2 separate regions of the Homo sapiens genome follow, and region 2 is linked to region 1. Evidence: chromatin loops called from intact Hi-C (ENCODE). Cell type or tissue: HepG2. All regions are shown on one strand. Links, peaks and the distances in the headings refer to the core of each region. The heading gives the core; the rest is flanking DNA. Region 1 overlaps BTD (biotinidase). Region 2 overlaps C3orf20 (chromosome 3 open reading frame 20).

The links. Hi-C counts contacts between places; a loop is a spot of excess contacts. Peaks named below come from ENCODE experiments on the same cell type or tissue, not always from the same donor. Only the 100,000 strongest peaks of a DNase experiment are listed, where the experiment ranks them.
Region 2: it touches region 1 in a loop (20-fold over the local background); 1 of 110 quality-filtered maps calls a loop at or near these places.

What each region holds. Positions count from the first base shown.
Region 1 is chr3:15,604,214-15,608,607 of GRCh38, forward strand. The region is part of intron 1 of BTD (biotinidase); the gene reads left to right. Among named protein-coding and RNA genes, the nearest start is that of BTD, 4.7 kb to the left of the region's middle. In HepG2, for the core only: no CTCF peak of the experiment used is centred there; a DNase peak (open chromatin) is centred at 2,498; H3K4me3 peaks cover 490 bases.
Region 2 is chr3:14,700,625-14,705,018 of GRCh38, forward strand. It overlaps C3orf20 (chromosome 3 open reading frame 20), which reads left to right. Exons shown (of 17, transcript NM_032137.5): 6 at 2,506-2,638; 7 at 3,713-3,994. Among named protein-coding and RNA genes, the nearest start is that of C3orf20, 28 kb to the left of the region's middle. In HepG2, for the core only: no CTCF peak of the experiment used is centred there; no DNase peak of the experiment used is centred there.

The sequences.
Region 1 (4,394 bases), core at 268-4,267:
CATTTCCATACATCCTCTGAAATCTAGGCAGAGGTTCCCAAACCTCAATTTTTGACTTCTGTGCACCTGCAGGCTCAACACCATGTGGAAGCTGCCAAGGCTTCAGGCTTGCACTGTCTGAAGCCAGGCCTGAGCTGTACATTGGCCCTTTTTAGCCATGGCTGGCATGGCTGGGATGCAGGACACCAAGTCCCTAGGCTGCAAACAGCAGGGGGACCCTGGACCTGACCCATGAAACCATTTTTCCTCCTAGGTTTCTGGGCCTGTGATGGGAGGGCCTGTTGTGAAGGTCTCTGACATGCCCTGGAGACATTTTCCCCATTGTCTTGGTGATTAATAGTTAGCTTCTTATTACCTATGCAAATTTCTGCTGCCAGCTTGAATTTCTCCCTAGAAAATGGGTTTTTATTTTCTACTGCATCGTCAGTCTGCAGATTTTTCAAATTTGTATGCTCTGCTTCCTCTGGAACACTTTGCCATTTAGAAATTTCTTCTGCCAGATACCCTAAATCATCTCTCTCAAGTTCAAAGTTCCACAGATCTCTAGGACAGGGGCAAAATGCCACTAGTCTCTTTGCATAGCAAGAGTGACCTTTACTCCAACTCTGAATAAGTTCCTCATCTCCATCAGAAACCACTTCAGCCTGAATTTTATTGTCCATATCACTATCAGCATTTTGGTCAAAGCCATTCAATAAGTCTCTAGGAGGTTCCAAACTTTCCCACATTTTCCTGTCTTCTGAGCCCTCCAAGTCTCTAGGAAGTTCCAGACTTTCCCACATTTTCCTATCTTCTTCTGAGCCCTCCAAACTGTTCCAACTTCTGCCAGTTACCCAGTTCCAAAGTTATTTCCACAGTTTCGGCTGTCTTTACAGTAGTGCCCCACTCTCTGCATTACCAATTTTCTGTGTTAGTCCCTTTTCATACTGCTATGAAGAAATACTCAAAACTGGGTAATTTATAAAGAAAAAGAGGTTTAATAGATTCACAGTTCCACATGGCTGGAGAGACGTCACAATCATGGTGGAAGATGAAGGAGGAGCAAAGGCACGTCTTACATGGCGACAGGCAAGAGAGTGTGTGCAGGGAAACTCCCATTTATAAAACCATCACAGCTTGAGACTTATTTGCTATCACAAGAACAGCATGGGAAAAACCCTCCCCAATGATTCAGTTACCTCCCACCAGGTACCGCTCATGATATGTAGGGATTATGGGAGCTATAATTCAAGATGAGATTTGAGTGGGGACATAACCAAACCATATCAGGGACCCATCTCAGAGGGTGACTTCTTTCAAGTCTCAGAGTGTATCTAAAAAGAAAATGCAGATTTTGTATTATACTCTAGAATGTATCCATATTTTAATTTTAAAATGACATTTATTGAGATATAATAAAGATACAATTCAATGTCCAGATTTTAAATGTTAGATGAGTTTTGACAGTTATATATATATATATCTATGAAATCACCACCCAAAATAAAAATGACATTTTAAACTGCTTACCTGTCAAGTAAAATTGACATTCCAGAAAGATGTGAAACGGGCTGGGCACAATGGCTCATGCCTGTAATCCCAGCACTTTGGGAGGCCGAGGTGGGCAGATCATCTGAGGTCAGGAGTTCGAGGCCAGCCTGGCCAATGTGGTGAAACCCCATCTCTGCTAAAATACAAAAATTATCCAGGTGTGGTGGCACATGCCTGTAATCCCAGCTATTCGGGAGACTGAGGTGGGAGAATCGTGTGAGCCAGGGAGGTAGATGTTGCAGTAAACCAAGATTGCACCACTGTACTCTAGCCTGGGTGACAGAGCGAGACCCTGTCTCAAAAAAAAAAAAAAAAAAAAAAAAGATGTGAAATCATCTTTGCACTTTGAGTAGTCCTTGACACAATGCCTCCTGTCCTTGTTGAAGAAGTACAGACTTCCCCTTCCATCATGTATTATTTATATCAGTACCTTTTGTGACAGTCTCTGCCCCTGTTGCATTAGAGTCACTTGGAAAGCTTTTTCCAAATAGTTACTTGGGCCCTACCCCAGATCTCCTGAATCAGCATCTTAGGACAAGTCAGGCACCTGTATTTTTTAAAAGCTGCTACCTGATTTTGCTTTGCAGCCCAGAGTTGAGAACCCTAGCTCTGTTTTCATGCCAGAAGCATGAGTTACTAATTAAACATATGATTGCCTGTCACCAAAGTAATACTGTTGATTAATTTGGATTGACAGGTTCAAGACTGATTTGACATTGACAGAACAAGCTGTATCGATGGTAGTCAGTTCACTGGGCCTACTTCTGTGTCAAAAGAAACAGTGACAGAACCACTCAGTATGAAGTGCAATGAAAACTGAACTCTGAATTGGAACAAATAACTGGAATTCAGTTAACTGGTTTTGCAAAAGGATAAATACTCAACTGGTTGTTTTCTGCCATTTAACAAAGAGAAAAATCATTGGGATTGTTTAAACTTGCTTTCACCTTTGCACCTTTCAGTTCAGGATGCAGTGTTCAATTGTTAACTTGGGCTTGATGATTCAGCAGAAAGAAATGATTTGAGTTCTGGCTCACTGGATTAACAGGGCCAAGGAGCAAGTCCTTTGCAATCCAATTGTAATTACAGCCAGCTTGTCCAACCCTTGGCCCAGGATGGCTTTGAATGCGGCCCAACACAAATTCATAAACTTTCTTAAAACATTATGAGATTTATGCACCGACCCTTTTTTTTGTTGTTGTTTTTGGTTTTTTTTTTTTTTTTTAGCTCATCAGCTATCATTTGTGTTAGTGTATTTTATGTATGGCCCAAGACAATTCTTCTTTTTCCAGTGTGGCCCAGGGAAGCCAAAAGATTGGATACCCCTGACAGGATTCCAGGATTCTTTTGTAATTTCTCAGAGGCCCTCTGTGCATACTCCGTAAGGACTATCCACATTCTTTATTACTTTCATTGGCAATAGGTATAAAATTTTATTTGTTGGATATTTTACTGAAATGTTACTTGTTTTTGCTTATTTACTGATTGGTGGGAGGAAGTCAAAGGATGAATAAATCTAACCTTTTTAAAAGAAAAGGCTAAAATACTCATAACATGCTCTCCAAAGAGCAGAGCTAGTCATCAAAGAATCTGCATACCAATTACTCTATTTGTAGGTTCTGGATTTGAGATTATGAAAAAGAGCAAATTGGTGGTTTTCTTCTCTCTGGGCCAGGGAGATATCCAGGCAACCAGGTAATTTAGTAAGAATTGCAAATATAGTGCCTGGAGACAATTTATTCTCTAAAGACTGCAGCTTCTACAGGCAGTAACTCTTAAAGCCCCCAAATTGGGATAGTGCATTTTAATTTCCGTATACTAACAAGGACACTAAAAATCCTTGTGATTATTTTAAAGCATAACACTAGCTGAACTTGTGATTAAGTATTCTCACAAATGTATTATCAAAATGTGAAATGTTTACTTATCAAATGAGGAAATGAATCAAGGTCATTTGTGATACATTATAGAAGCTAAAAATGAAATTGCCTGACATAAGATAAAACTGATACTGAATATCTTAAAAATAAAAAGGCGGAAACAACAAAAAAAGGAGTCTATGTAGAACACTATTTTTTATAGCAATGCAAAAACTGTACAGCCGGAAATGTGTTGTAGGAAATATGTCAACATAGGAAGTAAAATAATGTAATGAAAAGGTTCTTTGAATAAAGTGGGTTAAATTGATTTTCTTTGCTTCTCATTAAATCTGTGGACTTCAGAGTACCAAAGCTCAGCAACAGGCTTGAAACAAACCCAGTGAAAAGCAACTTTATTATTGAGCTGAGGATTGATATCAGTAATAACTCATTAATAAAAAAGCTTGATAATAAAAACTCCCAGTGCCTGATGCCAGCTGACAGACACTGGGAGTTTTCCCAGGTACCCTGTGACCTAGAGAAAGCTTGGATTCCTGCCTTTGGCTTGGGCTGGCAAGCCCTGTGCCTTTACTCTACATTTTAATGCCAGGGAGACCTGGAACTGGAGAAGGGAGTGCTGTGGGAAGAAAACAGAAGGAATGTTGTTCCCTTGTTTTAGCTTTGTGTTCATCCATTATGGGTTTTGGGTTTTTTTGTTTTTTGTGTTTTTTTAAGAACATTTGAGATAGTTTGACAGCAGCAGTCATTACATCACTGACGAGGACGTTTACTTGTGTAAAATGCACCAGGAAATAGTGACAACTGTATGTTGTGCTATGAGGATGTAAGAGATTTATCTCAAATGGCTTAGAAATCAAAATATAGGTCAGTGCGGTGGCTCACACCTGTAATCCCAACACTTTGGGAGGCCAAGGCAGGCGGATCACGAGGTCAGTAGATTGACACCATCCTGGCCAACATGGTGAAACCCCGTCTCTACTAAAA
Region 2 (4,394 bases), core at 316-4,315, 900 kb before region 1:
ACTGGGAAGTATATTCAGTGATGCTGCATTATAGGGTCTTAATCTTGTTTAGGAATTAGGCTGACACATGCATGCTAGCATGGGTGATTAGCCTTGCCTCATAGCTCGTAAGTAACTCTAGCCCAGCAATGTCCCAGTTTATGCCTGTTGTCCTATGACATATGTATGAATGATGCCTGGTTTTGCTATAGCCATTCTGGTTTGAAGTCACTTTGGGTGTCGGGGCCTCCACCATCCATTCCATGTCCACATGCTATTCCACCTCACCTGCTGACAGTTCTGGGGCCAGGCTGACTTTCAGCATCAGTTCCAGGAGTTGGGCTTACTCCCTGAGGGGACGGCAGCTATTTCTGGAAGGTGTCCAATGTTACAAGAAGAGAACTGTTAATAGCAGTTCCTAGTCAGAGCAAGAGACCGTCACCTTTGGGGAGCCCAAGGCACCTGGGGCAGGCCAGACATGGAGGCTCAATCCAGCAGATGCTCCAGGTGGCCTGCTAGCAGGTCGCTGGACCTCAGGCCCTAGGCTTGAGTTCAGGGTTCAGTCTCTGGTCCCTGTTGGCAGGAGAAGTGGGGGAAGTGACCAGGAACCACTCAGGGTGGCAGATACCAGAGATGGTTCCCAAGCACTGGCCAGAAACCCCCAGGCTTCACCAGCAGCAAGGAGGGCTCCATTCTGAGGCCCTCAGGGTTTCAGTTAGAGCCTGAGAAATGCCCCCACCCAAAGCCAGGTTTCATCCTCAAATCCAAGGTGAAGTTAAGCCTGCATACTTCGAGGCTGCAGCTGGGTGGGAGTCAGAGGTTCATTGTAGGTAGGACCTGACACAAATGACTAAATAGATGCCCCTGGAACCTAGGGTGGGATATCACTGCCACGACTCCACATGACCACATCCTCATACCACCTGACACCTATCATGGAGGACAGCTGTGAAAATTAGTATCACAGGCACAGATCGTTGTCATCCAGGTCATGCAGATCATTGTCATCCGGTCTGCAGAGACTCAGATGACAGTGATCTGTGCCTATGGCACTTGGGCTCCCTCGAGAAGACCCAAGATTAGCCATCATCAGAGAAGTTTTCAAGCTGATTGAGAAGAAATAGAGACTTTGTGTCTTTAATCAGGTGAATCAAAAGGGTCCAATTCAGTGAGGGCCGTCCAGCCCTGGAAATGCTCTCTTTTCCTGGAACCCGGGGAGACATGGCCAGTCTCATCACTTTGCACAAGTCAGTCCCTGACACATCCATCACAGATGACTCGCAGTATGAGTAACATCTCTGTTTGATAAATGACCAGTCAACAATTCCTGGTGAGCATCAATGATACCCCCAATATTCTGACATTTAAAGGATGCTGCTCTCCTGCTCTTCTTGGCCCCGTGTCCCCTGGTAAACACAATGTCTTGAAAAACCATTTTCTGAAACCCCTCCTGTATTAGTTTTCACACTGCTGATAAAGACACATCCAAGACTGGGAAGAAAAAGAGGTTTAACTGGACTTCAGTTCGACATAGCTGAGGAGGCCCCAGAATCATGGCAGGAGGCGAAAGGCACTCCTTTCATGGCAGCAAGAGAAAATGAGGAAGAAGCAAAAGCAGAAATGCCTGATGAACCCATCAGATCTCATGAAACTTATTCACTATCACGAGAATAGCACGGGAAAGACCGGCCCCATGATTCAATTACCTCCCCCTGGGTCCCTCCCACAACAAATGGGAATTCTGGGAGGTGCAATTCAAGTTAAGATTTGGGTAGGGACACAGCCAAACCATATCATTCTGCCCCTGGCTCCTCCAAATCTCATGTCCTCACATATCTTTTTTTTTTTTTTTTTTGAGTTGGAGTCTCACTCTGTCACCCAGGCTGGAGTGCAGTGGTGTGATTTCAGTTCACTGCAACCTCCACCTCCCGGGTTCAGGAGATTCTACTGCCTCAGCCTCCTGAGTAGCTGGAACTACAGGTGCACACCAGCACGCCCAGTTAATTTTTGTATTTTTTGTAGAGACGGGGTTTCACCATGTTGGCCAGGCTTGTCTCGAACTCCTGACCTCAGGTGATCTGCTTGCCTTGGCCTCCCAAAGTGCTAGGATTACAGGCACGAGCCACCATGCCTGACCATGTCCTCACATTTCAAAAGCAATCATGCGTTCCCAACAGTCCCCCAAAGTCTTAACTCATTTCACCATTAACCCAACAGTCCAAAGTCTCATCTGAGACAAGGCAAGTTCCTTCCACCTGTGAGCCTGTAAAATCAAAAGCAAGCTAGTTACTTCCTAGATACAGTGGGGGTACAGGTATTGAGTAAATACTGCCATTCCAAATGGGAAAAAATGGCCAAAACAAAGGGGTTACAGGGCCCATGCAAGTCTAAAATCCAGCGGGACAAATTTTAAAGCTCCAAAATGATCTCCTTTGACTCCAGGTCTCACATCCAGGTGACACTGATGCAAAAGGTGGGTTCCCATGGTCTTGGGCATCTCTCTAACTTCTTGCCCTCCAACTACAGGCAAATCTAGAACTACAGAAGATGTCAGCATGCCGCCCCTGCATCGAGGAGTGGGAACCCCTGCCAACAGCCTGGAGTTCAGCGACCCCTGCCCTGAGGCCCGGGAGAAGCTGCAGGAGTTGTGTCGCCACATGTGAGCACCTCAGTGCTTGGGTCGGGGGAGTCAAGGGTTCTCAGAAAGCCTGGCCCCCAGCTGGGAGTCCCTGTGTATATGTGAGTGGACAGTCACAGAAGTGTGTGAGACATGCCACCTGGGAGCGTGGGTTATGTGGTACTCCCCACGACAGCCACAGGTGCAGCATCCCTCACAGGCACACACACACCCGTGTCCTTCCCTGCTCACCACCCTCCCTACAATATCACTGCAACCATGCAAGGAAGACAGGATTGATGCCCATTTTGTGGATGGGGAAACTGAGGCAGCCTAAGCAGGTATGTGAGTAAGAAATTGCCTGAGCTCACACAGCTCCAGTGGCTTGCCTCCTGCCCCTGCCCAGCAATGCTTTCTGCCTCTGCAGCACCTTGCCAGGGATGCCCCTTTGCATGGCTCCTTACATTTAGGGCTTTTGTGCACTGTTTGTTTCTTAACTTAATTTGCTAGATGTTCTACCAGACAGACAAAAACCTCTCAAAACAAACCAAAAAGACCCTTGACATGGGTGATTAGTGGTTTTTATCATTCTGTGGGGCCATCCCACAAGCCCTAGCAATTTACTCAACATTTCTCTGAGGGCCCAGGCCACTGGGTGTAAAGGACTTAAGCACCTGTTCACATCTAATAGCTTGGTCATATACGTCTCCGGGGGTTGCTGGGCCAGAACATGGGGAGAGGGCAGCCACTGTTTGCCTCCTCACTGTGACACTCTGGAAGGAAGCTCTCTTCCCCACAACCTCAGGACTGGGGTGAGCAAGGTCTTCAAACCCCCAGGACCCACCCCCCAACTTCCACACACACTCCTACTCCATAGGTCCTCACCCTCAGGCTCAGGTGGAAATCAGGCAAGGGCTATTCTTAGACGGGCATTGGGAACTTCCCAGTTCTTCCCAAAAATTACCTTTATGGACGAGGGAGCATGGGTTGGGGATGTGTACTTTGGGGACAGGGGAATGGGATAGGGGTCTTGGGCACTAAGGAGGGGCTGTAGAGAGCATCCCTGGTGCTTGAGAACCAAAAGGCTAGACAATATATTGCTCTCCTTCTCTGCAGAGAAGCTGAAAGGGCCACATGGAAAGGGAGGAATATCTCCTACCCCATGATCTTACGAAACTACAAGGCAAAGATGCCCTCTCATCTAATGTTGGCCCGCAAAGGAGACTCTCAGACCCCGGGTTTACATTACCCTCCCACTGCAGGTGCTCAGACTCTCAGCCCCACCTCTCACCCATCTTCTGCCAACCATCATTTCAGTCAGCATTGTCAAGAGGGGAAGGCACCCAAGAAGGCCTTCAAGTTTCATTACACCTTCTATGATGGCTCCTCCTTCGTTTAGTATCCTTTTATTTGGTACCACCCTATCTCCCCAGCTACTCAACCCCAGAGAAGTCCAGGACTTGATACAGCCTAAATGTTTCCTTGGGCCTTTTAGTTATCAGAGAAGCCTGGTGATGGGTCTCCTGGGTATTAAGAGCTTGTCTAGATCAGACTCAGGAGGTCAGAGGAGGAGGTAATAAGTTTCAAGCCTCACGTTCAGTTCAGATCAACAGGAACATACCACACCCCAGCTACCTGTGAGAAGCTTGTCAGTGCAGGCTGGGAATGCAGACAAAGTCCCTGCCTTTGAGAACCTCTCAGTTGAGACGTGGTTAAAGACACAAAACAAATCATGTCTAGTGGAGAGGAGAGAATTAGGAGGCCTTAAACAATTGGGAACCTTCATCCTTCTCTCCCT